2 separate regions of the Homo sapiens genome follow, and region 1 is linked to region 2. Evidence: chromatin loops called from intact Hi-C (ENCODE). Cell type or tissue: dorsolateral prefrontal cortex. All regions are shown on one strand. Links, peaks and the distances in the headings refer to the core of each region. The heading gives the core; the rest is flanking DNA. Region 1 overlaps LOC105370866 (a long non-coding RNA gene). Region 2 overlaps SLC24A1 (solute carrier family 24 member 1).

What was found. Hi-C counts contacts between places; a loop is a spot of excess contacts. Peaks named below come from ENCODE experiments on the same cell type or tissue, not always from the same donor. Only the 100,000 strongest peaks of a DNase experiment are listed, where the experiment ranks them.
Region 1: a loop joins it to region 2, with 2.1 times the contacts of the local background. A loop is called at or near these places in 31 of 110 quality-filtered maps.

What each region holds. Positions count from the first base shown.
Region 1 is chr15:65,825,311-65,836,307 of GRCh38, forward strand. All of the region lies in intron 1 of LOC105370866 (a long non-coding RNA gene), which reads left to right. Among named protein-coding and RNA genes, the nearest start is that of TRQ-CTG1-4, 38 kb to the right of the region's middle. RefSeq lists enhancers at 7,036-7,766, 8,499-9,229. In dorsolateral prefrontal cortex, for the core only: CTCF peaks have their summits at 4,039 and 4,246; a DNase peak (open chromatin) is centred at 7,641; H3K4me3 peaks cover 675 bases; H3K27ac peaks cover 1,376 bases.
Region 2 is chr15:65,638,366-65,650,390 of GRCh38, forward strand. SLC24A1 (solute carrier family 24 member 1) reads left to right here. Exons shown (of 10, transcript NM_004727.3): 4 at 1,230-1,338; 5 at 6,062-6,148; 6 at 7,247-7,338; 7 at 12,017-12,025. Among named protein-coding and RNA genes, the nearest start is that of SLC24A1, 22 kb to the left of the region's middle. In dorsolateral prefrontal cortex, for the core only: CTCF peaks have their summits at 411 (motif pointing right) and 621; a DNase peak (open chromatin) is centred at 3,454; H3K4me3 peaks cover 691 bases.

The DNA.
Region 1 (10,997 bases), core at 1-8,000, 190 kb after region 2:
CAGTTGCACAATCTTGGCTCCACTACAGCTGACAGCTCACTGCACGACTTCCCAGGTTGAAGCAATTCTCGTGCCTTAGGCTCCTGAGTAGCTGGAATTACAAGCACACACCACCATGCAGAGCTAATTTGCTATGTTGGCCAGGCTGGTCTCAAACTTCTGGACTCAAACAATCCACCTGCCTTGTCCTCCGAAGTGCTGGGATTACAGGTGTGAACCACCATGCCTGATGCTACAGTTGTGGGAAAAAAAATTTTTTTTTTAATTTTTCAGAGTTGCAAGATGAGTGAGTCCAGTTAAAGCTGAATTGATCTCATACCTGTCACTATGAGAGAAGAGAGACAGACCCTCTCATATTGTTTTATATTGTTTTATACTCAGAAAAGGATAGAGAAGCAAAACTAAAGGCAGGTAGCCTGGCACCTAGGAACCAGACCCAAAACCTAGGAACCAGACCCGAAACCAGGCCTGGGCCTGCCTGACCTAAGCCTAAAATTCGACCCCTGACCTAGCAACTGATGTTATCTATAGATTATAGAAAGACATTGTAAAACTTCCCGGTCTGTTCTGTTTCACTCTGACCACTGGTGCATGCAGCCCCTGTCACGTACCCCCTGCTTGCTCAATTGATCACAACCCTCTCACGCGGACCCCCTTAGAGTTGTGAGCTCTTAAAAGGGACAGGAATTGCTCACTCAGGGAGTTCGGCTCTTGAGACAGGAGTCCTGCCGATGCTCCTGGCCGAATAAACCTCTTCCTTCTTTAACTCGGTGTCTGAGGAGTTTTGTCTGTGGCTTGTCCTGCTACAACGAAAGTGAAGAGGGAAAAATATAGTAAAGAATCAAAATCATCTAAAATATCTATGTGTGTGTATATATGTATCTATTTGTGTGTGTGTGTGTGTGTGCGTGTGTGTGTATATATATATATATATATATATATATGTATATATGTTTTTTTTTTAAGACAGGGTCTCACTCTCTTGCCCAGGCTGGAGTGCAGTGGCTCAATCTTGGCTCACTACAGCCTCAACCTCCCCAGGCTCAGGTGATCCTCCCACCTCAGTCTCCCTGGTAGCTGGGACAACAGGCATGTGCCATCACGCCAGGTTAATTTTTTTTACTTTTTGTAGAGACGGAGTTTTGCCATGTCACCCAGGCTAAAAATATCTGGATATTTAATATCATGTAGAAATTGACTGATTTTTCTTTCACTTTTTGTCCAGATATCAAATGGAGACAGATTGAAGTTCACCTCTCATGTCACTGATTTTAATACACTTAAATAATTGTGTCCTTTGTTAATATTTTCTATTGAGCAGAGTCCATTTCAATAAGAAAGGCTCTCCTTTTTGGCACTGGCTTTTTTCCTTGATCACAAAACTATTATATGCTTAATATGAAAAAAAGGAAAAACATTGAAAGCTACTAAGAAAAAAAAGTAATCCTATCATCAAAAGTAAATACTGCTCACATTTTTTAGATGTTTTTCCTTTTGCATATAGGTGTTCAAGGAACTGGGTTAATACTGTGCATACAGTTTTGTGTCTTTGTTTTTTTCAATTAACATTTTATTGTAAGCATTTCTACATATCATCACAGATTCCTTAAAAATGTTTATTGTGTCATGACAATATTCCAAAGTATGGATATACTATAATTTATCCTTCTATTATAGGAAATTTAGCTTATTTTCTTTCTTTTTTTTTTACTATTATACTTAACCCTGTGAAGAACATTCTTATATATAATTCTTTGCTTCCATCTTTGATTATGCCCCTAGGATATATTCTAAGGAGTGGAACTACAGGACTGTGTAGGTTATTTTTCACTCCTGCCCCCACCCCTACCGCAATCTCTGTCTTTCTTCATTCCAAAGAATTGCATCTCCAGCATTCCTTGCCCCTTGGCTTCCTTGGGATTTATTCAGGGGTGGCACCAGCCGGAGATCACGTATGCTAGAAGAGAGAGAAGTCAGGGTATTTCCTCCTTACTCTCTTCCTGCTTTGAGCCAGCTAGCTGCTTACCCCTCCCCACCCCCAACCTAGTCTCCTTTCTTGGGGTTGGATCCCTCCTCCACCATTCCCTGCTCTTACTGGATTCTGTAAGATTATTTCCTCCCTCTGTTCCTTTATCCCTAGGATAAGGAAATGTTGCTTCCCACTGTTGCTTTTCTCTTGGTGCCTTAACATCCCTGTTTACCCCTTAGCCCAGCCTACCTGTCTGTAAGTAGTTCTTTTATTAAAGTCTCTTCATTGCCAGGCACAATGCTCACACCTGTAATCCCAGCACTTTGGGAGACCAAGACAGGCGGATCACTTGAGGTCAGGAGTTTGAGACCAGCCTGGCCAACATGGTGAAACCCCCTTTCTGCTAAAAATACAAAAATTATCCTGGGGGTGGTGGTGGGTGCCTGTAAACCCAGCTACTCAGGAAGCTGAGGCAGGAGAATCGCTTGAACCCGGGAGGCAGAAGTTGCAGTGAGCCTAGGTTGTGCCACTGCACTCCAGCCTGGGTAATGGAGTGAGAGCCTGTCCCCCAACAAAAAAAAAAAAAAAAAGAGTCTCTTCATTTGAACCATCCTGACTCAAATCGTTTTCCTTTTTCTTTTTTTTTTTTCTTTTGACAGGCTCACTGCAACCTCTGTGTCCTGGGTTTAAGTGATCCTTCCACCTCAGCCTCCCGAGTAGCTGAGACTACAGGTGTGTGCCACCATGCCTGGCTAATTTTTGTATTTTTAGTAGAGATGGGTTTTTACCATGTGATATAGTTAGGCTTTGTGTCCCTACCCAAATCTCATCTTGAATTGTAATCCCCATAATCCCCATGTGTCAAGGGAGAGACCAGGTGGAGGTTAATTGAATCATGGGGGCAGTTTCCCACCTGCTATTCTCGTGATAGTGAGTTCTCACGAGATCTGATGGTTTTATAAGGGGCTCTTCCCCCGTCACTCAGCACTTCTCCTTCTGCCGCCACATGAAGAAGGTGCCTTGCTTATCCTTTGCCTTATGCCATGATTGTAAGTTTCCTGAGGCCTCCCCAGCCATGCTGAACTGTGAGTCAATTAAACCTCTTTCCTTTATAAATTACCCAGTCTTGGGCAGTTCTTTATAGCAGTATGAAAACAGACTAATACACCATGTTGCTCAGGCTGGTCCTGAACTCCTGGGCTCAAGCAATTCACTCATCTTGGCCTCCCAGAGTGCTGGGATTGTAGGCATGAGCCACTGCTCCTGGCTGAAATCCTTTTTCTTTTGGGATCCTGACAGACACAGCATTAAAGAGTACTTTTGAAATACATTTTAAAATACATTCTTGATAGATACTGTCAAATTGTATTGCAGAAAGGTCATATCAGTTTACACTCCCATTAGTAGAGTATGAAAGCCTGATGAGATGGGCTCTTGAGGTTGCAATAAACTTTTGAAGGCACTCAGTTTCCTGTTTGTTATCTAGTGCCTTCCGCTCTGATGTCACTCATATACAGAAGGTTCGGCATGGGCCATCTAAAGAAAAGTCATTCATGACACAGGTGAAAATATTGAGATAAGCAGTATTATATTATTTACAAACCTGAAATTCTAAGTGCAAGAAGAGACCCTGGATTGTGTTGTGAAAACAAGTCTTTTTGATTGATGTATAGGGAAGAACACATTCTGGCTGGGCATACAAATAGTGTGGTGTGGCTAGGGAATGTCAGCTCACATGCAGGTTACAGCATAAACATTAACCTAGGAAACCAATGGGGATGCAGTGCTGTTACCCTTAAGGTCTTAGTACTCATGTTGTGGAAGAATTCCTACTTCATCTTCCTAGTCCTGACTTTAAGAGAACAGTTTTTAGGTACATGGATTATGAGAAGCAGAAAGAATCCACAAAGACATCTTTGTGGACATTCCCTGCTTCTACTCAAATGAGAGGTAACCACTGGCATTTTAATCAATGATTGCTAGGACGGGGCTGAGATTTTAGCTAAGTGATTCCCATGTTTATCCTATAGCTGACTGGTAACACAGGTAGAAACATTGTGCTTTTCCATTTTCTTACAAAATAACGAGACACCTAGTGGGCACAACATGAAAATACCGTCATGGGAGTTGGTGAATTCAGTCAATACCCAGGTGAATGATATTTAGTAACTGCTCCAATGTTTAATTCTACAAAAGTAGTTTGGGCCAGGCATGGAGGCTCATGCCTGTAATTCCAGCACTTTAGGAGGCTTAGGCTGGTGGATTGCCTGAGCTCAGGAATTCAAGGCCAGCCTAGGCAACATGACGAAACCCTGTCTCTATAAAAAATGCAAAAATGTGTTGGGCGTGGTGACTTGCGCCTGTAGTCCCAACTACCTGGGAGGCTGAGGTGGGAGGATCACCTGAGCCTGGGGAAGTTGAGGCTGCAGTGAGCCTAGATCACACCACTGCACTCCAGTCTGGGTGACAAAGCGAGACCTAGTCCTCTTAGAGAAATACCCAGGTCCAGAAATCAGACCAACCATTGACTCATACTGGATAATTAAAATATACTTATTGTCATATATTTTAAAGCACTCATAGTTTTCAAAGTTCTTTCAACACAAAGTTTCTTTCCATAACACTAAGAACATACAATAGTCTCCCCCACTGGGCTGTGGGCTCCCTTAGAAAAGGGGCCACACCAGTTTCCTCCCAGCACAAGCCTAGTGTGTAGTACATAAAGAATACATAAAGAATAGGGGCTTTGGTAGCCCCTATTTGGTAGTTTGATGACTGAACTACCCTAGCAAGTGGGATAATTTCTGTTTTTTTTCTAGGTGAGAAAACAAAAAATCAGGCCGGGCACAGTGGCTCATGCCTGTAATCTCAGCACTTTGGGAATCTGAGGTCGATGGATCACTTGAGGCCGGAAGTTCGAGACCAGCCTGGCCAAGAGAGCGAAACCTCGTCTCTACTAAAAATATAAAAATTAGCCAGGCATGGTGATGCATGCCTGTAATGCTAGCTACTCAAGAGGCTGAGACATGAGAATCACTTGAACCTGGGAGGCAGAGGTTGCAGTGAGCCAAGATTGCGCCACTGCACTCCAGCCTGGGCCACAGAGCGAGACTCTGTCTCAAAAAACAAAACCAAAAAACAAAGAGTAGAGAGAGTTGTCCTCCAGTTAAATAAGTATAAAAGCCAACCATGAACCACACCCTATATACCTTGACCTTTGCCCATGCCCAAACAGACCTTTTGGGAAAGCCTCCTTGCTGACATAAATGCCTACTGGCCTTCCCCTCTGTTTTGAGTTACCAGCATCCATCTTTATTCCATCACCAGGGACCCTTTTGGAAGGTCATAGTATCTAAGTCAGGAGTGATCAATCCACGAACCAAGTGAGGCCCCAGTGGGAGGCCTTCCTCAGAGGATCTTCCATGTTAGATCACCTGATATCATACTCTACTTTCATCTCATGATGGGGTTAATGCATTTCTATCCTCATAGATCACATGCTCAATTAAGTATCTGGAGAGTAGATGGAGTAATAACATACTTATGTTACCAAGGTTCAGCCAAGGGACTTATAAATCCCAAGGCATCCCTGGCCAGACTTTGTCTTTGGAAAGTACATTATAAAGAGTTTTCATCACATAGCATGTAAAAGGGTCACAAATCCTGGGAGGTTACCTGGGCCAATGTTTCTCAAATTGGGGTTCAGGGACCCTTGAGAGTTCTACTGATGAGTTCTTAGGGCCTTGACATTATCTACAAGTATATTTTAGATTTCCCTCAATGATTATCTACAATTAACCTACACTTCTGGACCACCTGGCTAGCCACCACATAAGTGAATCTTGACACAAGGTTTCATTGTTCTGCACAAACTATTTAACATATTCTAATACCCAGTAATCAACTAAAATAATATGTAACTTTTAAAATTAAAATAATATGTAACTTTTAAAAGTTAGATATGGACTGAGGGTACAGTGGCTCACAGCTGTAATCCCAGCACTCTGGGAGGCTGAGGCGGGCGGATTACTTGAATCCAGGAGTTCGAGATCAGCCTGGGCAACATGGTGAAACCCCATCTCTACTAAAAAAAAAAAAAAATACAAAAAATTAGCCAGGCATTGTGTCATGCTCCTGTAGTCCCAGCTACTTGGGAGGCTGAGGTGGGAGAATCACCTGAGCCCAAAAAGTTGAGGCTGCAGTGAGCCAAGATGGCACCACTGCACTCCAGCCTGGGCAACCAGAGTGAGACTCTGTCTCAATCAATCAATCAAATCAAATAAAATGTAGATGTAATTCATATGCCATAAATGCATCCTTTTAAAGTATACAATTTAGTGTTTTTTGGTATACTCATAAGGTTGTGCAACCATCACTGCTACATAATTTCAGAGCATTTTCATCACCCCCCACACCTCAAAAAACCCCAAACCCATTAGCAGTCCATTTCCCTCTCTCCCCAACCCCTGGCAACCACTAATCTACTCTCTGTCTCTTTGGATTTGCCTATTCTGGACATTTTATATAACTGGAATCATATGACATGTGGTCTTTGTGTCTGGCTTCTTTCATTTAGCATGTTTTCGATATTCATCCATGTTGTAGCACGTACCAGCACTTCATTCCTTTTCGTTGCCATTGTATCCCATTGTTTATCCACCAATCAGTCAATGGACATTTGGGTTGTTTTCACTTTCTGGCCATTGTGAATAATACTGGTATGAAAAACTTGTAATTCCGGGCTGGGCACGGTGGCTCACGCCTGTAATCCCAGCACTTTGGGAGGCTGAGGCGGGCGGATTACAAGGTCAGGAGATTGAGACCATCCTGGTTAACATGGTGAAACCCTGTCTCTACTAAAAATACAAAAAATTAGCCGGGCGTGGTGGCGGGTGCCTGTAGTCCCAGCTACTCGGGAGACTGAGGCAGGAGAATGGCGTGAACATGGGAGGCGGAGCTTGCAGTGAGCTGAGATCATGCCACTGCACTCCAGCCTGGGCAACAGAGCAAGACTCTGTCTCAAAAAAAAAAAAAAAAAAAAGAAAAGAAAAACTTGTAATTCCGACTTAAAAAACTGGGGTCTACAGGTCTTCAGATATGTTCTTGGGGCTCTGTGACTTCTCAAATTTGAGAAATACTGAATCAGACTACATCGCTTAATAAAGAAAAAAATTGATCAGGTCCCACTCACAGTTAATGGAAGCTTCTATGACTAGATTTGTAGCACAAGCTGCTGTCTTTCTTATCTATAAGGAGTGGACATCTTGTTTTAGGGCCTTCCCAAATCATCTGTTCAATTCTTTCCAGGAGAGGGCTGCAATTAGCAGTATGGTTAACATTTAACTAATAATACTGACGTATGTTGGTTTAGCCCAGATGCTGGCAGCTTTTAATTCTCCAAACTCCTGGCCTGAATACTGATCATGTTTCCTCAGGCTAAAAGCCAGCAAAAAGAATCACCTGGCCAAACATCCCCTTTCAGTCTGCTTTCCTTAGAATGGCCTCCCAGGGGAGCTCTCTGGGCAAACAAAGCTGTTGACCTAGTTTGAAGGCCTGGAAAATTATCATGTGAGTCACTGGGACAACAGAGCAAAGTGCCAGGCCCCTGAGAAACTGTAAGCACAGGTTTCCGATGTCATCTATGTCCTCATAGGCTGAGAGAGGAGTCCCATAGCGGCCTGCCACTTTTCACCCAGCTGCTCCTTCAAGTGGTTTCCAAGCTCCTTGGCCCTGTGCATGGTGCCGCAGGGGCCCATTCCTGTTTTCCTCCCAGCGGGCTCTGAAAACAGCAACTCAGAGAGTGACAGCTCAGTTGTAGGAAACCAAAACAAAACCGGATACTTAGCGGAAGTCCTGTGGTGTTGTTTGGAGCAAGGCCACAAGCCCTCTCTGGGAAGGAAGTGCTGAAGCAGCTACAAAAATTTCAAACTGAAGACCAGGAATCCAGAGGCAGTATTTTAAAATAATACTCACATGAGCGAGGCAGGGCCTTGCAAAAGAGCACCTACACATTACTTAAGGAGTGTTTTATAATGTTTTGAAGATGCTACTTCCTAAATTACACAAAGAGCTAGAGAAGTTAGCCAGAAAAGCAATGTGGGTAAAACTGTTGTTACATTTAGATGGGTTGGACAGTTTGTAGCCTAGATGTCAGAAAGAGTGCTGAAACCTCCATGGGTCCTCATATAACTTCCCTGGGCATAAAGGACCCCTTAAGAAGGGTGAGTATCAAAGCAGAGGCTTCTAAATATTCAGGATAGCATGAAGACAGAAGGAGGACATATTGACAGGACTAGGTGAGGAGACAGTTCATTCATGGCTTTTTTTTTTTTTTTTTTTTTTGGTAACACTTGATTTTTTCAACACTTATACTAGGGTCTTCTTCATCAGGAGGATGTGGATGTTTAACATATCATTAGGCCCGGGATCATTTAAATCCATGTTTGGTGAGTGCTTTAAGAGAGTGAGTGATTATTAAATTCCTTCCATTGTAGGAATGGCAAATGAAATCTCCTTAATGGTTTTAGAGAATAAGCTTTTGTGCCTGGAAGAACTAGAAGACAATTCGATCACCAAGTTTTGGTGTCTTTAGCCCCACTCCTCTCGTTCTCCTCACTTAACTTCTTTCCTTTTTCCTTTCTGCCTCTGTCTACTTCTGACAGAGCAGGTGAACAAACAGCAAATGTGCAGAAAGAGGGTGTTCACTTCCCACCCTGGTGCTGTTGCTGCAGACTGCTTTAGAGCTGCTGTCTCCTGGGCTCAGGCAAAGTGCCAGCATCAATCTTTGTCATCAAAATCCCCGTGTCTGCCCTGTGTGCTGGGTGCCCTTCAGAGCCAGCAGGCCAGTTCCAGGCATGCATTTAGGTAGAAGACTGAAGGAGGGACTAGAGAAAACATTCAGAATTAGACAATAAGGATGAAAGAGGGGCAGAATCAGGTAAAAGTAAATATTTCACCAGTCTGTGTCTTACTGATGCATACAGTAGTGTGCCAGTAACACTGTTCATTTCAACTTTTTGCAATGATGGAAATGTTGTATATCCATGCTGTCTGATATAGTAGCTACACATGGGTACTGAATACTTGCAATGTGGAAAGCGAGGATGTTTTTATCCAGTTTAATTTTTGTTTATTTATTTTTTTTGAGACAGAGTCTCACTCTGTCGCCCAGGCTAGAGTGCAGTGGCGTGACCTCGACTCATTGCAACCTTTGCTTCCCAGGTTCAAGCAATTCTCGTGCCTCAGCCTCCCTAATAGCTGGAATGACATGTGCATGCCACCATACCTGGCTAATTTTTGCATTTTCAGTAGAGATGGGGTTTCACCATATTGGCCAGGCTGGTCTTGAACTCCTGACTTCAAGTGATCCACTCACTTCAGCCTCCCAAAGTGCTAGGATTATAGGCATGAGCCACCACACCCGGCCCAGTTTAATTTTAATTAATTTAAATGCAAATAGTCATTTGTGGCTGGTGACTACTGTATTAGAGACACTAATGTTTCATTGTTTGTTTTTTTTTGAAATAAGATCTCTCTGTGTTGCCCAGGATAGAGTACAGTGGTGCGATCATGGCTCACTGCAACCTCCGTCATCTCCTGGGCTCAAGCTATCCTCCCACTTCAGCCTGCTGAGTAGCTAAGACTACAGGTGAATGCCACCATGTCCGGCTAATTTTTGTATTTTTAGTACAGATGGGGTTTCACCATGTTGCTCAAGCTGGTCTCGAACTCCTGGGCTCAGGCAATGTGCCCGCCTCGGCCTCCCAAAGTGCTGGGATTATAGGTGTGAGCAACCTCACCCGGCCAAGACACTGGTGTTTTAAAAGATAACAGAGAAACATAGGAGACCAGAGATTAGTGTTGGAGTTCTGGGGTCAGATCCCAGCTCTTCTATATATATTTGTTATTAGCTTGTAAAGAAGACACTTAAGCTCTCTGTACTACTTTTCATACAACTGTAACTGGGGCTTAATAATGTTTACCTTATGGTATTGTTATGATAGGTATGGTGGATGGAAGCTTGGATGGGAGGAAAGAGTCATTGACAAGTGTACTCTATCAACAAAACTGGCCGTAAGTATCTGGAAGAGGCAGAGGCCCAGGAGATGTGTACCTTTTCACAAACCCGGCAACCCTGGATTACCAATTGTGTTGCCAAATTGTTGCAGTTGCATTAAGATGTCACATTCATAGCTCTTTTTACTTTTTCAATGTTTTCATTGGAATCTTTCACTTTTATTCTGAGAAACAGATGTTAAAAGAAAAACTGTAGCCAAATTAAATTTAAAAGAGTTTAATTGAGCAAAGAACAATTTGTGAATCGGGCAGCCTCCTGAGCCAGAGTATGCTCAGAGACTCCAGCGCAGCCACATGGTGGAAGATTTATGGCCAGAAAAAGGAAAATGACAAACAGAAAAAAGAAGTGAGGAGGAGAAACAGCTGGATGGGTTACAGTTCGGTGTTTGCCTTATTTGAACACGTTTGAACAGTTGGCCATCCTTGACTGGCCAAAACTCAATGATTGACACAAAAGTAGACTACAGCCTGTATACAGCTCCATTTAGGTTATAGTTCATGATGTACAGAGAAACCTTTAGGCTGAACTTAAGATATGTAAGGAGGCAGCTTTATGCTAAACGTGATTTAACACTGGTAAGGCAAAGGCTATCAGTTGGATTTTCCAGATGAGAACACAGGCCAGGCACAGTGGTTTACGCCTGTAATCCCAGCACTTTGGGAAGCCAAGGTGGGAGAATCACTTCAGGCCAGGAGTTTGAGACCAGCCTGGGGAGCATGGTAAAACCCTGTCTCTACTAAAAATACAAAAATTAGCCAGGCATGGTGGCACACACCTGTAATCTCAGCTACTCGGGAGGCTCAGGCAGGAGAATAACTGGAACTCGGGAGGTGGAGGTTGCAGTGAGCCAAGGTCATGCCGCTGCACTCCAGCCTGGGCGACAGAGTAAGACTCCATCTCAGAAAAAAAAAAAAATTGCATAACAAAACCTTCTCTCTGGAAGACAGCAAC
Region 2 (12,025 bases), core at 1-8,000:
AGATGGCCTTTGAGGAGGTGCTAGTTTGGGAGCTAAGTCTGGAATGTTACAGTCCTCTCTGCCATTAGCTTGCTGTGTGACCTTGAGCTTCAGATTCTGCATCTGTAAAATGACTGTTTGAACTAGATGAATTCAAGTCCTAATGTACAGCCCAACATTGTATGATTGATATAAAAGCCAGATTACCTATGGCTTTGGAATGCCCCAGAACTAAGAGAAAGATAGCAGGGGAACTGGAGAGGACAGGAGTCTGAGGTTTCTGAAAAACTGTGTCTTAGCTGTTTATAGTCTATGAAGTATCTGGAAAGAATTATGGGGAACTTTGAAAGGAGTTCCGAACTTGAACCTAAAGAACCTCCCCCATCCAAAGAAAATCTCTGACTTGTGGTGAAGTAGTGTCACCACAACCACTAGATGGCAGAAGAGTTCAGATCAGAGGGATGAGGGGGAAGAAAGGAGGGAGGAAGAAGAGAAGGGAGGGAGGACTCCGCAAGTGTGGAAGCGTTGTCTTTGGATGTTCCATTGTAAATCAGATGATATTTCTATATGTGTCACTATGAATAAGTGTCACATCTGTGTCTGTACAGTATAGATGTGTGTGTATGTGTGTACCTGTGAGGGTCTCTGAGCACATGGGCAGAAAAAAAACCAAAACAAAACTGAAAACTGGGAATCAGAAGACCACAGAAGACCTGGGTACCAGTCTGACTCTTTCATTTACTTCCTGCATGACCTTGGCTTAGGCACCTAGCTTCTTTGAGTTTTCCTTTCCCTTTCCATAGATGGGGATCATAGCTTTGCTTGTCTCTGGGAGTGGGGCAATGATAAAACGTGATAATGCTCTTTGTGGACTGTAAAGGGCTGTAGCCATGTGCAGTGGGTCTGTCTGTGTGGTGTGTGGGTGAGGGAGTGTTTCTGAGGGTGTACTTGCAGGGATGTGCAAACCCTTCATAACGTGATATTCCTAATACACCAGGTTGCTCCCTGTGGAGACGTTGGGAAATTATTCAGTACCTAAAACAAAATAGTCCTGGAAGAGCTGAGGGGAGGCTGAGAAAGAAAGTAGTGTAACTCTTCTGGTTGGAGGTGGAGGAAGAGGGGAGGTCAGGATAAGGCATCTGTGCTTTCTCCCTGATCTTTATGGGAAAGAGGCAAGGTTAGTGATGCCCTCGTGTGGTTCCTCCCCTGGCTTGGACAGGGGCCCACTGTGCGGCTCTCCTCTTGCTCAGCTCCCGTCCTTGCTGACCCGAGGGAGCAGCTCGACCTCTCTGCACAACAGCACCATCCGCAGCACCATCTACCAGCTCATGCTCCACAGCCTGGACCCCCTGAGGGAAGGTAAGCAAGGCCTCTCCAGACCTTTGTGGTTTGCCCCATCCACTCCTTCCCTCCTGCAGCTGGAGAAGAACTGGGACCTGAAAATCCTAGAGGCAGTGAGGAGGGAGTGGGAAGAGATAATAAGCAGAGGAAAGTAGTAAAAGTCAGACAGTCTGGGAAAGAGGGTAGAGACCAAGACAGGGGACTCACCAAGAGAGGGCAACAAAGAACATGGAGGCTAAGGTCCTTGGGTATCCACATCCCACTTCCCTGCCTCTGTCCCTCCCTGTAAAATGAAGGCATTAACCTGCAGTTAGGCTGTGAGTACCATGTGCTCTGCACAGATTTGGGATGGGGCTGCCCTGCAAAGCCCACTGCCCAGGAGTCAGCCCCAGTGTTCCATGGAGAGTGTCTAGCCAAGCAGCTCAGCCCAGGCTGACTGGCCTGGGCTGCTTCTGGGGACGCCTCTTGTAGGGTCCCAAAGCCCAGAAGTTCTTAGTGGCACTTCCTTTTGCTTTATATTCAACTCTGGAGTCCTAGGAAACCTGCCAACTCCTCCCCAAGTCTGGAATCCCAAAGGACACCCTGGAAACTGCCAGGACCCTTTTAAGGGTGACGAGGGTAAGAGCAGGGTCCAAAGTATAGTGGGGGCTGTTGTCCAATTTGACAAATGGTGGCAGCGGCTGAGATTCTCACTGTCCACCTTACCACATCCTGCCTTCTGCTTCTCTTCCCCAGAGAGCTGCCCCCAACATGCATCTCAGACCCCTAAAGGGCACTTCTCAGCTACTCTCCTGCTCTCCTGGAGCCTCCCCATCTCTGGGGCTCTGGTGCAGAACCGGAACCCAGCCAGGAGGCCCATCAAGGAAATGCTAGCCTTTGTGCAAAAGCCAAGGGCTTGGACTGCAGTTGGGCAGGAGGGCTGAGGGCTGAGCTGAATATGACACCACAGAATGATCCATTGAGTCCCAGGGAGCACTCTGACTGACCTTTCTGGCTCAAGGACAAATTTTCGGGGCTCAGAATTTTCTTTAGGCTCTGAAGTCCTTTTCAGAGACAATATTGGGTTGTCAGTTGTTTTAAAAAAAAATACCAGCCAGGCATGGTGGCTCACGCCTGTAATCCTAGCATCTTGGGAGGCCGAGGCAGGTGGATTGCCTGAGCTCAGGAGTCCAAGACCAGCCTGGGCAACACGGTGAAACCCCATCTCTACTAAAATACAAAAAAAATTAGCCAGGCGTGGTGGCAGGCGCCTGTAATCCCAGCTACTTGGGAGGCTGAGACGGGAGAGTCACTTGAACCCGGGAGGTGGAGGTTGTAGTGAGCCGAGATTGCACCGCTGCACTCCAGCCTAGGCTGCAGAGTGAGACTCCACCTCAAATAAATAAATAAATAAATAATTTTTAAAAAGGCTGGACACAGTGGCTCACGCCTGTAATCCCAGTACTTTGGGAGGCCAAGGTGGGCGGATCACGAGGTCAAGAAATCGAGAGCATCCTGGGCAACATGGTGAAACCCTGTCTCTACTAAAAACACAAAAATTGGCACACACCTGTAGTCCCAGCTACTTGGGAGGCTGAGGCAGGAGAATCGCTTGAACCTGGGAGGCAGAGATTGCAGTAAGCCAAGATCGTGCCACTGCACTCCAGCCTGGTGACAGAGCGAGACCATCTCTAAATAAACAAACAAACAAACAAACAAATAAATAAATAAACCATACTGTGAAAAGCTGCATCAAAGACAAGTGATGAAACCTTCCTTAGGAATTCCTCAAGGTAAGAACAGAGAGAGAGAGAAAGGGAGAAAAAAATTAATCTAAGCTGCTGATGGAGCTGTTAGGAAAAAAAGAGAGAGAAAAGAAAAAATAAAAAGCAATTCCTCAAGGTAAACCTCAGCAGACATGTGAGAGAGGCCATCCCCAAATGTCAGCTCTAGAAAAATAGTACCTCTGGGGTTTGCAGAATGGAAGCTGCAGCCCCTGACAGCCTCTGGTGATGAGTGCCGGGGTGCTCTGGCCAGGGCCCCATGAGGAAAGCTGTATCTCTGGGTCATCAGTGGCTACTCCCAGAGGAATCACTGACTCTAGCAAAGTCCTGATGATAAAGACCTCTTGGGTGGGACTGGAGGGCCCCCAGCTGGGCATCTCCATGACCAACAGCCTCCAGCTGGCCTACTTGTCCTAACAGGATTATGTGATGTTCAGGCCAGGCTGAGGTCAGAGGAGATTGATGCTAAAGCCATGATCCGGCCCTGCTGAGAGGGGAGAGGCATGTGAGGAAACGAGTGCCCAGGAGCCAGCAGCAATCATCCCAGGGAGGACAAGCATGCTGGTACATTGTCTCTGGGTGTCTTTGGGGCATGGAATGGCTCTCGTGACTGCAGATGTCCTCTGGGATTCAGTCGTGCTCAAGAGCCCAGCCTGATTCTACACCCTGAGATGACATATGGGAGGGGTGGGGACCATGCAGGGCTGTGATGAGGGCCTTTGTTCCCCAGGCTCTCTAGATGCACATTTGTGTTTTTGTATGCTGTTTCCAGATGGCCGTCCAGATGTTTCCACTCTTTACAGGTGTTCCAGCTCTTTCCACAGAGCTGATCCGTGGAAAAGATGTTTCCTGGGGTCTGAACTCTCACCTTCCCTGTGAAGGGGCTTATCCTCTCCAGGGTCCCATGGCTTTTCTGGTGATTTCACTTGGATGTGTGTGAGACAGGGTGGGGGAGACCCTGCAGCTGACCTGTTTTCCTCAGTAACATGGGAAGTGAGAGTCTAGGCTGTGATGAGGATGAGAAGGAAAGGGGGAAGCTTGTGTTTATGGCTAGCCCTTCCAGCAACAGCCAGCAGATAATCTCAGTGCCAAGACCAGAACCAAGGGAGCCCTCCTGTGACAGCAGCTACACATTGCTCAACAGAAGACTTCAGGGTTTGATTAGTGCCAAGGGGGCACTGGGTTTGTCTGGACGAAGGTGTGTTGGCCCCCCACCTCTCAGTTCTGATGAGGACCCAGGCCCACCAGGCCACTTCGAGGGACCACACATGTCATAGTGGCTCTACCCATGGAGCTTATTGCCAGAGCCAGCTGCAGCTGAACTAACTGAGAGTTTAGGAGACAGGTAGAGAGGAGGAAATTCCAGACCCATTTATCTGTTTCCTGCTTGTCCTGGAGCCAGGCAGAGCCTTTGATCCACCCAGCTTCCCAGATTGCACTTTCCAGCTTCTCCGTTTCCTCTCAGTCCGTCTGTATTATGGACTAGATGATCTCCAGGGTTCCTTCTAACTCGGACCCTCTGGGATGCCGGGCATCATCACTGTGGGGTGCTTCCCAGGTAGGACAGCTGCTCTCAACTACTCTTGTCAATTTGTTTTCATCATTGTTGTTGTTGTTGTTACAGCTAAAAGTTATAGAGTGCTTTCTAGGTGCCAGACACTGTTTTGACCATATTCATGTATAAATTCATTTACTTTGTCACCAACTCTGGAAGATTTTACAGATGAAGAATCTGAAGTACAGAGAGCTTAAGGAATCACCCAGTTAGGTCCACAGCTATAGCGCAAGTGGCAGAACTAGGATTCAAACCCAGGTCATCAGGCTTCAGAATTGTGCTAAAGGAACAATATGAGTGAGGCCAGCATTTGCAGCAGTAAAAGTGTTTTTATTTATTTTGTCTCATGGATCCTCATCACATCAGTCCCCTGAGGATATGACGGTATTGCCTTTTTAGAGAGGATGCTGAGGCTTAGTGCCGGCACACAGGCTTCCCAAAGTCACCCGGTGCTCATGGGGCAGAGCCAGCCTAAATTCAGAATAGAGCCCGTAGATCCCATGACACCACTTTGTTCTTCACTTGCACCACTGCCTTCGCCCTCCCAGGCCACACAGCTGTGGACTCCTTCACCTCAGCCTTGTTCCTTCTTCCCTTCTCACCTTGAAATTATACACGTAAAGTGCTTTGCATGTTTCCTGGCACGTAGTCCCAGTTAAAGAGAGTTGCCTGTCCCGTGTTTCTCACCTGGAAATCAGGGCAGCACAATTCTGTGCATGCTGCCCTGTGGGCCTCCAGCAAAGCATGTGCATAGGGATCTGAAGGAGGCCCTTCTCGGGCTCTTGTTGTGCCTGGGGTCAAAAAGGGTGTATCCGAGAGCTTGTTGGTGAACCATTTCCCCTTTTCCACTGGAGAGGGAAGGCTTATGAACATGGCCATCAGCCGTCCCCCTGGAGCTATAACAAAGCCTCTAGTAGATTCATAGAAAGTAAGCTACAAAGATAATATAGTCCAAGGATGGCAAAAACATCTCCCTGCAATTATTTCTCCATTCCATGTCTATCACAGACATTACCAATCAATCATGGTACTTTTCTACAAAGTTTGGGTCAGAGTCCTTCTCAATTCAGTACCCAAGCAGGCCATCACTTGAGCTTGTAAAGGAAATAAATCCTATTTCTTGGTCCTGAGTCCAACCATGTCATTTTACCAGAGAGGAAATAGGCCTTGAGAAGGGAAATGACTTACCCTAAGGTCACAGCCAGTCAGTGACAATGCAGAGAATGTAAGACAGAACTTTGGGAATTAGGCACCACAACTAGGCCTCGTAGGATCAGAATCCAGATGTCACAACCCCCATGGCAGCCTTTTCCCACACTCTGCAGCTGCCCTCTGGCTGCTCAGCTGACTGTCCTAACTGAAAGGGCGTGGCAGGGATGATCCTACAATTCCAGGTAAGATGTATGTCCTGTCTCATTTGCAGTTCGCCTTGCCAAGGAGAAGGAGGAGGAGAGCTTGAATCAAGGGGCCAGAGCCCAACCCCAGGCCAAAGCAGAAAGCAAACCAGAAGGTGAGAGGATGGCCAGACCAGTGGGTTTTCTCCTGCCCCCCTCTCCCTGCTGTCAGTAGTGAGCTTGGCCTGGAGGCAGCAGCCAGCCAGGCCAGGGGCTGAGGCACATCTTTGGCCTCTGTGAGCCAGTCAGTTAGAGTGATGGTAGGGTGTTGCCCTGATCGCCGCTCCACTCCAGACTCTTCCTTCCCAGGTGCTGTCTTTCTGACATGGCCGCTGGTCTGAGAGTGGCCCCATACAGCTTCCTCTCCGTTTTCCACAGCTGGGGTAGGCGAGGGAAGGCTAGGGGTTGTTGAACTCCCACTTCTTTTTGCTAAATCTCATCCCAAATGAGACTGTGGGACTTTATTTCTTCTTCCTGTCTCTTCTGTACAAGGACAGTGTTGCTAGTTATTGGTCTGAAATCAGCAACCCCAGTGAGGGAAGGCTACCAGGGGTCTGGTGTCACAGAAGTCTAGTATCTGTGTGGCAGCTAGGACTGAGAAAGTGGGACAGCCACTGCCATGTGGGCTCTGCACAGCACACCAGGACTGCCTGATCCACCCAGCAACCCCTGGATGGAGGTGGAACAGCAGTCATTCTTCCCATCCTATAGACAAGAGTCTCAGAGAGGTCAAGTGACTTCCCAAAGCCACACAGCCAAGAAGTGAGAGAACCTGTACCTAAACCTAGCTCTCCAGACTTTCCAAGTTTCCCTTCCCGTCAGTCCTGTTCCAAGGCTTCAAAAGCTGCTGCCTTTGGAATCAGCAGGATCCTTCCCAAAGGGTCATTCTCTGAGTGCTGGGAGCTTTGCCCTCTCTCTGTTCTGACTGCCCAGCTGTTGACAGTGTCTTTGGCCACAATGGCCAGGATGGATATGTCTGTGAATTATAGGGGAGCACGGATGGTCACTTGCCAACTGTCTTCTCATCTGCAGATAGGTCAGGGCAATAACAATTCACATCATCTTACTTTTCCTACCAACAAGAAATTCCCCCAAATAAACCTTCAGAAACCCTGAAGTCCAATAGCCCTGTAGCCACTTATGCCAGTGTCTCTGCCAGCTTCCTTCAGAACCTTGTCCACTCTTCTGATGTAACCCATGTTTATCCTTTAAAGAGGAGGAGCCAGCCAAGCTCCCTGCGGTCACGGTCACACCAGCCCCTGTTCCAGACATCAAGGGAGATCAGAAGGAGAATCCAGGCGGTCAGGTAGGCACCCAGCCTTGGCACAGACAAAATTGGAGAGGTCTAGGGAAGGAACTCTTGACCAAAAATACATCCTCCCTGAAGGTCTGAAATCCTATTTGAGGTTCATTCCTCTGGGGGTAAATATTACCCTTTCTCTGAAGATCACTTGAAAAATACAAGTATCTCATGGGGCCAATTAACTCACTGGAACATCTTACATGAGTGAGCTAACATATTGACAATGTATTGTGAACTGTCACATGCTATAAGAACATAAGGAATAATTGTTAGTGGGTCTGTCAGCAACTAGGTGACAGTGAGACCAGGTAGCTCCTGAGCACTGGGAAGCTTGAAATGCAGGTGGGAGGGATGCTGGGTGAAGGCTTTCCAACCTTCTGAGGCTCCTCATTGCCTACTGCACCTGGTCAGGCATCTCAGCCTTGTCTGCAGAGCTTTCCAAGTCCTGATACTGCCCCGTCTTTACAGCCTCATGGTCTCTTCTTCTACCATGCTCCAGCCAAACTGGATTTCTTGTCTCCATGTTTTTCTTTTTTTTATTTTTATTTTTGTATTTTTAGTAGAGACGGGGTTTCAACATGTTGGCCAGGATGGTCTTGATCTCCTGACCTTGTGATCCACCCACCTTGGCCTCCCAAAGTGCTGGGATTATAGGCATGAGCCACCACGCCCGGCCGTCTCCATGTTTTTCTACCTCCCAGCCTTGGCTCACATGGTTTTCTCTCCCTAGAATGCCTTTTCTCCTCCATTTTCATATATCCTCATCTTACCATGCACCCCACCCCCCTCCCCAGCCCCTGGCCAGTATAAACACCTTTGTCATGTAGCTGCCTTGAACCACTCCAAATCTGAATGCCCCTGGTGCTCTGCACCTATCCCAGGGCTTTTACCAACTGTCTTCCTTGGATTCTGAGCCTGCTAGGTGGTGAGGTTCCTGAAGGCAAGATCGAAGTCTGAGTCATCCCTGTCTCCCCTACAGAGGGAAGCAGAATGCCTGGTGCACAGCTGGCTCAATATATGTTGAGTGACTGACAGTAAAAAACATTCCATTTGCAAGTTCCATCTCTTTTTTTCTCTCCATTCAATACCCAGAAAACGCTTGATTATATCTCATCCTTAAGCCAGCAACTTTGGGTTCAGCGTCTAAGACAGCTTCATGGTAACATGAGTAGGTCTATTACCGCTAGCTCAAGTAAAAAGGATTAAGAGGATACAGAGGTATTCCCTGGAATCCCAGGGCAGGAAGTGAAGCTTGATCTCATGAAGAGCTGGGCCTAGGCCTGAGAAGGCATCTGTGACCCTGGTGGCTTCTCATTCCATGTCCTGCTCTCCCTCACATTCCTTCTCTGAGTACAGGCTCTATCATGGGCCTCTCTTGGCAGGCTGGCTTCATTTGTTCCCTTATGAGCACACATATAACCCCAAGCTACAATCCCAATCCTGCATCCACAGGAGAATCAGTGACTGGTTTCCAGTCTTAAAAGAGAGAGAATCGGGCCGGGTGTTGTGGCTCACACCTGTAATCCCTGCACTTTGGGAGGCCGAGGCAGGAGGATCACTTGAGGTCAGGAGTTTGAGACCAGCCTGGCCAACATGGTGAAACCCCATCTCTACTAAAAATACAAAAATTAGCCGGGTGTGGTGGTGCGTGCCTGTAATCCCAGCTACTTGGGAGGCTGAGGCAGGAGAATCACTTGAACTGTGGAGGCGGAGACTGCAGTGAGCAGAAGTCGCACCACTACACTCCAGCCTGGGTGACAGAGAGAGACTGTCTCAAAAAAAAAAAAAAAAAAAAAAAAGAGAGAGACAGAGAGAGAAAGAATCGGTTCAACCCAGCTCCTTGGTCAAGAATCCAGCTTGCATCCAACTGGTTGTGGCTGGCTGACTTGACTCCAACACAGGAAGTGGAAGCTACTTGCTCAGCTGGGGCTATTAGGAGTGACAGTCTTCAGAGTAGAGGGTGCAGAACAGACAGACGCTCCCATATTTATGGGTTTAAATGACTTGTCATCTCCTCTGGGAAGCATTCTCTACCTGATGGGGGTAGACAGGAGAGGGCAGGAATGATTTCAGACGAAAATCTTCTCAATCCTCATTCTCAGTTCAAACTGCAGGCCTCATCAGTAGTATTTGTTGTCTTCATTGGGGGTTCTCAACCCTGGTTGCATATTAGAATAATTTGGGGAAGTAAAAAAAATGACCAGGCCCCACCCTCAACCAATGAAGTCAGAATATCTGGGGTGGGTCCTTGGGCATCAATGGTTTAAAAAGCCTTCAGGGCCGGGTGCGGTGGCTCACGCCTGTAATCCCAGCACTTTGGGAGGCCGAGGCGGGCGGATCACGAGCTCAGGAGATCGAGACCATCCTGGCTAACACGGTGAAACCCCGTCTCTACTAAAACTACAAAAAATTAGCCAGGTGTGGTGGCACATGCCTGTAATCCCAGCTACTCGGGATGCTGAGGTGAGAGAATGGCGTGAACCCGGGAGGCGGAGCTTGCAGTGAGCCCAGATGGTGCCACTGCACTCCAGCCTGGGCGACAGAGCAAGACTCCGCCTCAAAACAAAAAAAAAAGCCTTCAGGTGATTTTAATGTGCAGCACAATTGAGACTCACTCAACATCCTTTGGGGGTTGCCAATATCATGACATTTGTTACAGACAACATATTTACTCCATGAACACACAGCCCAGGGCTCTTGCTCAAGGGATGGACCAGCATATTGCTACAGGTTAGCTGGTTGCCTAATCTGAGGACACTCTGAATCAATGGCTTTTAATTTTATCTCTTTTTTTTTTTTGAGACTGAGTCTTGCTCTGTCGCCTAGGCTGGAGTGCAGTGACACGATCTCAGCTCACTGCAACCTCTGCCTCCCGGGTTCAAGCAATTCTCCAGCCTCAGCCTCCTGATGAGCTGGAATTACAGGCACTTACAGGCATGCACCACCACGCCTGGCTAATTTTTATTTATTTATTTTTTTTAAGTAGATATGGGGTTTCACCACTTTAGTCAGGCTGGTCTCAAACTCCTGACCTCATGATCCGCCCGACTCAGCCTCCCAAAGTGCTGAGATTACAGGTGTGAGCCACCGTGCCCAGCCTATCTCTTAAATTTTTTACAGGGGTATGGGGTCTCACTATATTGCCCAGGCTGGCCTGGAACTCCTGGGCTCTAGCGATCCTACTGCCTCAGCTGCCTGAGTAGTTGAAACATAGGCATCTATGTCTGAGACCACACCCAGCTATCAATGGCTTTTAGGGTGTGTGGAGATAGTCAGTGGTTCCCAAACACTGGTCTAAAGGTGGATGTTTTAGGAACAGCTGTGAGTATGTTAAAATACAGATTCCTGGCTTCCAATTCTAAAGATTCTAATTCAGTTGGTCCAGGTGGGGTCAGAAAATCTGTATTTCTTTTTTCTCTTTGAGACAGAGTCTTGCTCTGTCACCCAGGCTGGAGTGCGTGACACAATCTCAGCTCACTGCAACTTCTACCACCCAGGTTCAAACAATTCTGCCTCAGCCTCCTGAGTAGCTAGGATTACAGGCGCCTGCCACCGCGCCCAGCTAATTTTTGTATTTTTAGTAGAGACAGGGTTTCACCATGTTGGCCAGGCTGGTCTCAAACTCCTGACCTTGTGATCCGCCCACCTCAGCCTCCCAAAGTGCTAGGATTACAGGCATGAGCCACCGTGCCCAGCCTAAAAATCTGAATTTCTAATAAGCTCCTCAGGCTACCAAGTTTGGGAGCCAGACATCTCATTTGGCCCTTTACCTGGTATTGATTGGTAAAGCAGGATAGCTTGGTGGACCACCCATATTCAAATCCCAACTTCATCACTTATAAACCACGTGGACCATGGGCAAGTTACTTAGTTCCTTTTACTCTAGTTTCTCCATCTGTAAGATGGGCATAGTTTTATCCATATCATGAATTAATTGATTCATAAAACACCGTAAGTGCTAGCTATTATTATTAAACTACTTCCCATGGTGCCTGGCACATAAAAACCCTCAATAAATAGGCATTATCATCCTTATTTTGTAGATATAAGGTAATAAAACAATTTAGGAGTTTTAGTAGACTCAGCAATGCATTGTGACCACCAAAGGATGTCATGCCATATTAAGCAACATTAATGGAAACATTGTATCTAAGACAAGGGAGGTGATAGTCCTGTTCCACTCCATGCAATATTCTGTATTCAGTTTTGGATGCCCTCCTCCTGGGATATAAGCTAATTAAAATGAGTTCACCAGGATAGGGAGGAGGCTCTAGGCCATAGCATGTAGAAATGATATAAGGACCTGGGAATCTTTAACCCAGGGAAGAGAGCTGTCTCATGGAAGACTGATGTTTTGTAAGGCATCAAAGAGTAAACCTATACATGGGGGTAGAACTTTGATATAAATATGGACTTCAGATGAATCAGAGGTGCCAAAGATGACAGAAGCTGCTTCAGGTGGTGAGCTTTCCACCCCTGGAAATGATCAAATAAAAGCTGGACAGCCACTAGGTAGGAGTGTGGTCATGGGAATTCTGCTGAATTATCGCACTAGTTTTCTCCTCATACTTAAGTTTTCAGATACCTTCTGAGAAGCACGCCAACAAAAAAATGGGGGAGTAACATAAGGAAAACAAGCAGAGCAGTTACCACACATTAATCTGTTGGTTTTGGATTGCAGGAAGATGTG